Linked DNA regions of Homo sapiens: region 2 is linked to region 1. The links are chromatin loops, found by intact Hi-C in ENCODE. Cell type or tissue: B cell. All regions are shown on one strand. Links, peaks and the distances in the headings refer to the core of each region. The heading gives the core; the rest is flanking DNA. Region 1 overlaps ETFA (electron transfer flavoprotein subunit alpha). Region 2 overlaps PSTPIP1 (proline-serine-threonine phosphatase interacting protein 1).

Region 1 (4,473 bases), core at 269-4,268:
TCAATAGGCTTTTTTTTTTTTTTTTTTTTTTGAGATGGAGTCTCACTCTGTCACCCAGGCTGGAGTGCAATGGCACAGTCTTGGCTCACTGCAACCTCCACCTCCCAGGTTCAAGCGATTCTCCCGCCTCGGCCTCCCGAGCAGCTGGGACTACAGGTGTATGCCACCCCACCCAGCTAATTTTTGTATTTTTAGTAGAGATGGGGTTTCACTATGTTGGCCAGGCTGGTCTCGAACTCCTGACCTTGTGATCCACCCACCTCGGCCTCCCAAAGTGCTGGGATTACTGGCATGAGCCACGGCGCCCAGCCTTCAATAGGTAATTTTAAGGTCACCTCAGTTTATTCTGACTAGCATTTCATTCATAAAGGGACATTTGTTAAACTGTTAATCAAAATATACTAACATTCATATTCAGAAAAACCCGGCAAACAAATTCTAACATAAAGATTTTTAAAGCAAGCTATTTAGCTAGACACCACTCTTTTAGGTATATTCTCAAAGCAAGCATTGGAAAAGACCAGTAGTCCTGTAAACGAGTCTTTCTGTCATACATGTCTACAGCAAATTCAAGTCTTAAAAGCTCCATGTGCATTATAAAATGCTAATAAAAATGTTGATTCACTCTGGCAGTAAACATAAACATAATATAAATGAAATTACTTAAAACCCCCTGTGTCCCCAAAAATGAATTCCATTGACTTTAACCATAAGTGTCACTAAGGAAATAAGAGATTCTGGGCCAAAACAAACTGAAGGCAGTTGCTCCAGGGCCATTTCTACCTTTCTGATCACAATAAATGGTCCAAATGGATCCACATGACCAACAGGACTTTATTTTACTGTCTTGCAAACATGGTCCTCTGAATAAACATAAAAGCACTGAAACAATAACCCAGAACAAGTATAGGGATTTTGGCGGCTGCTCTGAGGCTCTGATAGCTCTCTCAGGAAGAGAGGCTTTTTCCCTCCTTTTTAAAAAACATGTACAGGCAATTAGACTAATATCTTAGTCTAATTCCTCATGGTTCAGAAAGCATTTTTGTATTTCAATAATAATAATAATTAGTATACACAAAACTCTCTACAGATGCTAATTTATGGGGCACTTCAGATGCTGCTTCACAACATAACAAGACAATCCCTTCCCTGAGGCACTTTCCTTCTAAATCAGATAGTAAGACCATTTGGAGAGAAAGTGAGAGATGTTGCCAGGGAGTACAGCAATTAAGGGTTATACAAGGCGTGGTGGGGGACGGTGGGGATTAAAGGAACCAACAGAAACAGAAAGAAGGAGGGAGAGTCCTAGAGATAGGCCTCGTGGCTTTAGAATCTAGAAGAGTGAGAATTTAGAAGAGAATGGATCAACCCCAGGTGGCTGATAGCAGTCTGAGTTGATCACTCTGTGATGCCAAGAATAGGGGCTGTGCGGAGAAGTAAAGCCACAGGATGGGAAGAGGACCAGAGCTTATTCTGAAATATAGAGAAGGGATAGCACTTAACCTTAACACAAACAAGTACTGGCAGAAAAAAGCACAAATACCTCTTCCTTTGCCAAAACCTATAGACTCATTCAAAGAACTCAGGGGCTGAGGTCTAAACTAGTTACAGTGGGCTGAGATAGAAAGGGCAGCAGGACTGAGAAACTGTTGCATCTGATGCGGTTTAACAGGTTTACCGTATCACTGTGGTTAAGAACCTAGGCTCTGTAGCCTCATTGCCTCCATTCAAATCCCACCTCTGCCATCTGATAGCTGCATGACCATGGGCCATTCATGTAACCTCTCTATGCCTCAGACTGCTCATCCAAAACACTGGAATTATAAGAACTCCTGCTTTATAGGGTTACTGTTGAGGCTCGTCCTTAGCATAGTATCAGATTTCCCAAGACACATTGATGTGTCACTCACGGGTTGAGGTTTATTCAAATATTGATTTTCTCAGCCCACTAGGTGGCCAGGTGGGCTCCTGAGGTAGCCTCAGGACTACCATGTACAGCTGAGCAGGCTGCACACTGAATAACTCTGAAGGAGGGCACCACTCTTAACAGTCACTATAGCCCTGCATTTTTATTACAATAACTTTCCAACAGATGGCAGTAAAGTAACTTGAGACACCAGTACTTTATAATTTGTACAAAAGAGTTGTGTGGACTTGAAGTACTGGGTGGCCAGAATCCCCTGTGGTACAAATATTCTAACTGTCTAAGTGTACCATAATAGGAAAGAGTTGAGCAGCACTGGGTAACTGATTTTACTGTTGTTGATATTCTTACTGTACCTTACAGGTAATATAAAGATGACTAATTCTCTGTGCCCTGTCCTCAAGAAGCTCACAGTCTAACAATTACAGGTTACGGCAAGGTCACAAAAATCTGTAATCCAATAAAGGAAAATGGAAAAGAGGTGTGATAGAGCTACAGTCTCTCATCAGCCCCTCACTTTCCTACCTGCCACTGAGAAGTGGAAAAGCCGTTAGGAGCAGAAAACAGATTAGGGGACAATATCTTTACCTTCTGACAAACAGGGGCCCACTTTTGCCATCTATCCCCATCTGTTCCTGCTCCCTTAAGTCCTTTAGACAAAACAAGCTTTTAAAGCAGGTTTTAATGGTCCTGGCTTAATGATAAAACTGCATGTCTGAGAATTAGAGGGATGATTGGAATGAAATCTTCAGACTTTTACAGAAATCTAACCAACCTGTGGATTCAACATGGCTAGTGTTCTCTGGTGGATGATTAGGTTTTTGGCTGCTTTCTTCAGAAAGTAAGTATATACTAACATCACTCCTGCTTTACCCAAAACACGTGCCCAAACCTGGAATTCTAAGATGTATTATCTGAGCTCTGCTTTTCCAGAATTTCATGTAGAAGCTAAGGGGAAAACTGTCCTCTGCTACATTGCATTTTCGCTCATCACTGTTAAGCCCCAAACAGAGTTATTCGATACATCTATACTTATATATCTTGTAAGCCACATATTTAATGTTAAATTTTCTAGTGGCCACATTAAAGTAAAAATAAACAGGTAAAATTAATTTTTAATAATGTAATCTCAGGTCAGACTAACTATATTTCAAGTACCCAATAATCACATGTGGCTTAGAGGTTATCATACTGGGCAGCACAAATCCAAAATAATCATAGAACAAACTAAAGAGCCTTCTTGTAAACTCCACTAGGGAACCGTGGACTATGGTCTGACAACAGATCTAAAGACAGAATGGCATTGTCTTATGTGTCTGTGTTGCTTCTGTTGGCTCAGAACAAGACCATTTACAGGTTCTATTATGCTCAATGGGAACGTGAACCAAAAAGGAAAGTCAGCAGTGTGGCAGAGCTGAAGATTAGCATTAGAGGCAGCAACATTAAACAAGAGTAGCCAATATAGAGAGTCACAAATAGATGACAAAAATCTATCAAATTTCAGGTGGTGTGGCCCATTATAGGAAAACCAAAAGCAGATGAAAACTACTGGTTTAACATGATCAGTTTATACTCTGAAAAAGCAACTCTCTATCAAATTTTGTTCTCCAGTAACTTATATTTAGTTCTTAAAACTCTAGATGGACCTGAAAAATATTTCCTCAAAAACTCACAGTTCTAAAAAAGATTTTAAAAGTATCTGAAATATGTGAGTCAAAAAAATTAAAATGGAAATTTAAAAATACATGGAACAAAACACCAAAAAAGGAAGGGTATATCAGAACATGTGGGATGCAGCTAGAGTGGTATTTAGAAAGACTGATTGATTTTGAGACAGAGTCTCACTCTGCTGCCCAGGCTGGAGTGCAGTGGCACGATCTTGGCTCGCTGCAACCTCTGCCTCCTGGGTTCAAGCGATTTTCGTGCCTCAGCCTCCTGAGTAGCTGGGATTACAGGAACGTGCCACCTCGCCCGGCTAATTTTTGTACTCTTAGTAGAGATGGGGTTTTGCCATGTTGGCCAGGCTGGTCTCGAATTCCTGACCTCAGGTGATCCACCCACCTCGGCCTCCCAAAGTGCTGGGATTACAGGCATGAGCCACCATGCCTGGCCGATACTTAGAAGGATTTATAACCTCAAACACATATTAGAAAACAAGGATGATGGAAAATTAGTAAGCTCAGATCTCAACTCAAGAAAGTTGAAAATGAGGAGGTAAAAGAAACTACTACATTATTCAATCATTACAGTTAAATAAATAAGAGCTGGGTTCAGATCCTGACTCTCCCACTTACCAATCTGCATTCTTGAGCAAATTATTCAATCTCTCAAAGGCTCAACTGCTGTTATGTGTAAAATGGAGACAAATACCTGCAGCTAATAGGATTGTTGTGATGATGAAAATAAGATGCACATAAAGTACTCAAAATATTTCTATAATGCTATTATTTCTAAAATGATCATCAAATCTCTAAACTAGAAGGCATTTTTAATGTTATAGTTCTAAACAGAAAAGGAGACAGCCAACTGTCAAAAATTTCACTTTAAAA
Region 2 (4,251 bases), core at 252-4,251, 800 kb after region 1:
TCTCTCATGGGAGCAAGACAGGCACCTCCTCAGGCACCAGGATGGGCCAGGGCCAGATTGGGAATGTAGGGCCCCAGCTGAGTCTGGCAGGGCCAGAATGGGGTGTTGGGGGCCGCCCTGGGGCTCACGGCTTGCTGTCTGCAGCTCCGGTGCCCTACCAGAACTATTACGATCGGGAGGTCACCCCGCTGACCAGCAGCCCTGGCATACAGCCGTCCTGCGGCATGATAAAGAGGTGAGGCCCCGACAGACGGAGGGAGGGCCTAAGGCTGGGCCAGGAAGTGGGTCGAGCCCCTCCTCTGCACCTGGCCCTTCCTCGTTCACTGAGCACCTACTATGTGTCTGTATCTGGTGCCCAGTTTAGGTGCTGGGCACTCTGTGGAGACAAGATAGGCTCAGTTCAGCCTATGGAACCCTCAGCCCAAGGGACCCAGACACTAGAATAATCACACCCCAATTATTCACTAGGGGAGGTGCTCCGAGCTCTGGGGAGGCCCCTATGCTGGCTTCCTTGTCCCTGGGGCCTCATGTGAGCCTGGTGCCCTGTCAGGCTGCAGTGGCAACGCTGTCTGGCTGGAGCAGGACTGGGGCATCTGGAGAATTCTCCAGGCTTTTCCAGGGCTCCTTCCCCGGCCTGGCTGCAGTCAAGTGCCAAGGTCCTAGTGCTGGGCCTCAATGTGTGACCTGGGCAAGTCATTCACACTCTCTAAGGCCAGGGCCCTGAGTGTTGGGGTCAGATTCAGAATCTAAGGACTCTCCTGGTTCAGGCCTTGAGTGACGAAGGTGACAGCCCATTGGGAGCACTATAGCCAGCTTAGGGAGCCCTCGTAGCCAGGCCTTTGAGGGAGGCCATGTGCCCTGTGAGCATCCACAAGGGTCTGTGGGTTTCACATGGTGCCTGTGCCCCCACCGCCATGCCACCACTCTTCAGCCACCCTTCAACCAAGAAGGCCCTGCCTCTGGGAGGTAGTGGACTGTGGGGAGAGGCTGATGCAGTTCCCGGCCCTTCCCAAGGACCAGCTCATTCCAGGGCCTCAGGAGCCCCTGGAACTTCCTACTCCTGGGAGGCAGAGGCTCGTGGGAACCACCCGTGCTTAGAGAGGGCACACACACACCCTCTTTGAGAATCTTGTGCAAGCAGTGACCCCAGGAGGCAGCACACCCGCAGCCTCACATGCTACAAAAGCTTGTGAGACAGGCTTCCCTGTGCCTGGTGAGGACCTGGATCCCAGCAAAGGTGGTCATTTAAGCAACTGGACAAAAGAGCTCACCTGAAGCAGTATCAGGAAGGGGCAGAAAGGAGTGGCCCCAGAGAGGATTAGAGAGAGAGAGAGAGATGTCCTGCAGGGCCGAGGGAGGCCTGGCTGCTGGAGGGGGCTGGTCAGGCCTCTGGATGGGGCATCTAGAAGCCAGGCAGGACTGGGAAGAGGCGGGGGTCAGTGACTGGGAGTCAGAAGTGTAGACAGTCTGGGGAAAAGAGGTGTGGGGGCACGCAGCACAATGGCTCAGCAAGCCCTGCACCCCTTTCCCCCTGCCCTGGCCGCTTCCTCCACCTGTCCCCAGCCCCTGCTGGCTTGCACCCTGTCCTTTGCTGCCTGGGGAGCTGGCACGTGTGTCTGCCCGCCTGTGTTGGTGTCAGGCCCTCCCATGTGCTGGGTCCACGCATGTCCACCCTGCGCATGTGTGTGCACTCCTGGGGCCTTGGCCCTCGGCGCCTCATGTGGGAAAGGCCCCCCACATGCCACCTTGAATTGCAGGGCTGCCCCCCACAGGCCCCTGAGTCATGGCTCAGCCCCTCACCTGCATTCAAGATCCCTCAGGGTCTGGTCCAGTCTCTATTTCAGTCCTGTCCCCCACACACCCAAATTGGTCCACTCCACTCCACAAACCCCACCTGTGCCATGCCTCCTCCCCTGCACCTGAGCCCTCCCTCTCCTGGTCACCTGCAGTGCCTCGCTCCCCCTTCTCTCCTAGTAAAGCTTCACTCATCTTTGAAGACTCAGCCCCACCCCACTAAGAAGCCCTCTTGCCTTGGAGGCAGTGTCAGCCTCTACTTGTTGAGCCCTCACTACTGCCCACTTCAGGGGGTGCCCCCAGCATCTGCCGCATCTGCCTCTTCTGTTTTATTTTCCTTTATTCAGTAAACCTTCATGACCCCAGCTCAGTCCAGGCCTAAGCCTGGTGCAGGGGCAGGGGTAAAGTAGCCCAGCGCTGTCCCGGAACTCCTGTGAACAGGGTGGCTGAGCTGGCCTGATCACCGTGGGCCCACAGGGAGGAGGGCTGGCTCGGCCCAGGCAGTGGAGGCCTCAGCAGGGCACGTGAGCCAGGCTTTGTGTGGCAGTGCACCCCCCACCCCTACCCATGGGGGAAGCTGCTAGGGCAAGCTAGAGCAGGGGCCTGGAGGGTGAGGACTGGGCATCTTCCCACGAGGCCTCAGTGCGGAGGTCCTAGAACCCCCAAAGGGCCATGGGAGTCTTCCAATGAAGCTACAGCTTCGGGGGTTCTAGGATCCTCCCAAGGGCCCTGCAGGGAGCAGGTGCTGAGATGGCCTGCAGAGGGCGCCAGTGGAGGGCGTAGCTGGGGAAGGAGGAGCCACCAGGACTACTTTCTGGGGAGCCCTCCTGCCTGAGGGGCACCTCATAAATGACATCCATGCCTGGAGGCTAGGGGCAGTCCCAGCCCTGGCAGAGCGCGTGCAGCTCTGAGACCTCTCCCTGTCTAAACCCTCCCTCCTGGTGGGTCCCTGAGTGTGGGGCGGGGACACTCACCCTCTTTCCTCCCTGTTCCCAGGTTCTCTGGACTGCTGCACGGAAGTCCCAAGACCACTTCGTTGGCAGCTTCTGCTGGTAAAGGGGGTCAGGAGGGGACCCCCAAACACACTGATCCTGGGGGGGAGGAGAGGTCTCCCACATGGCACAGATGGGGCCACTGAGGCCCTCAAGAGGAAGTGTGTGTCCCCCAACAGCAAGTGTGGACAGCAGAAGGAAGAGGCAGGGCCCAGCATGGAGAAACCCCATTCTAGTAGGACTTCCAGGGGCCAGTGTCCCCAGAAGGGGAGGGGTCTATGTCTCACCCTGCTCTTAGCGTCCACAGAGACCCTGACCCCCACCCCCGAGCGGAATGAGGGTGTCTACACAGCCATCGCAGTGCAGGAGATACAGGGAAACCCGGCCTCACCAGCCCAGGAGTACCGGGCGCTCTACGATTATACAGCGCAGGTGAGGCCTCTATACCCCAAACCCACCTGTGCCACCTCCCCTGCACCTGAGAGCTCCCTCTCCCATCCAGTGCCTTGCGTCCTCATCTCTCCTCATGGTTTCACTCATCTTCGAGCATCCTCTCCTCCTCAGGAGGGCACGTGTGCCCGAGTGTGTCCACACTAGCAAGGGTACCTGGGAGTGTGCTTGGATGTGAGCTCTGAGAACAGCACCCAGGGCTTGCGGGGCCTCAGTGTGCATGTACTGACTGGAAGCTGGTGTGCAGCAGGCCTGTGTCTGCCCGGGCCTGTACACAGCACACACGTGGAGCACATGTACCTATGCCGTCCACACAGGCTGGGCGCTGAGTGGTGCACACGTGCGGGGAGCTGGCAGAGCCTGGAGCTGCCTGCAGGTCATAGCTTGAGGGCCAGGCTCTGTGCCTTTGGGTCAGGGCCCTGTCCTTCGTGGCCATGGGTGTGGAAAACTGTGGCCAGAATGAGTCTTGCTATCGTGCCAGGATTGATTTTCTGATGTCCATAGGGTGAGGATGAACCAAGGCAGCCACAGGGCAGCTATGAGAGTCCTTTCTGCTCCCTGCTTGAGGGGAAGAATGCATAGCCAGACCTCACATCCACCTGGACTGAGGCCAAGCACCCCCACATAGCCAGGCAGGCTGGGTGTGGACTCCACTGATGAGGCCAGGGCTCGGGGAGGCAGGGAAGCCAGGCCAGGAGAGTGATGGGGTACTTGGATGGCAGTGGCTAGCTGGGGCTGGGGACCGCAAAGGGGAGGCTTGTGGTAAGCTTAGGCATGAGTGTGCCCTGGGCTTGGGGTATGATGAGCACCCGTGACCCCTGACATGCTCCAGTCACTGCGTCTCCAGAATGGGAGAGGGGAGGTGAGGCTGGGAAGAAACCCAGGTTGGGGGAGAACTATGATGACAAACTGAGGGGGATGGGAGGCCCGGTCCGTTGGGTTACCCCCATCCTGTGTCCCCAAGGGGCTGCCCCTGCCCACCCTGGGAGACATGCCGCATTTACTGCTGGGTGGG

The links. Hi-C counts contacts between places; a loop is a spot of excess contacts. Peaks named below come from ENCODE experiments on the same cell type or tissue, not always from the same donor. Only the 100,000 strongest peaks of a DNase experiment are listed, where the experiment ranks them.
Region 2: a loop joins it to region 1, with 11 times the contacts of the local background. A loop is called at or near these places in 1 of 110 quality-filtered maps.

What each region holds. Positions count from the first base shown.
Region 1 is chr15:76,233,317-76,237,789 of GRCh38, forward strand. All of the region lies in intron 9 of ETFA (electron transfer flavoprotein subunit alpha), which reads right to left. Among named protein-coding and RNA genes, the nearest start is that of ETFA, 76 kb to the right of the region's middle. RefSeq lists an enhancer at 998-1,687. In B cell, for the core only: CTCF peaks have their summits at 2,086 (motif pointing right) and 2,290; a DNase peak (open chromatin) is centred at 2,075.
Region 2 is chr15:77,032,718-77,036,968 of GRCh38, forward strand. PSTPIP1 (proline-serine-threonine phosphatase interacting protein 1) reads left to right here. Exons shown (of 15, transcript NM_003978.5): 12 at 145-235; 13 at 2,791-2,846; 14 at 3,085-3,218. Among named protein-coding and RNA genes, the nearest start is that of TSPAN3, 36 kb to the right of the region's middle. RefSeq lists enhancers at 500-1,137, 1,775-2,412, 2,413-3,048. In B cell, for the core only: CTCF peaks have their summits at 2,555 (motif pointing right) and 2,756; a DNase peak (open chromatin) is centred at 2,564; H3K27ac peaks cover 3,469 bases.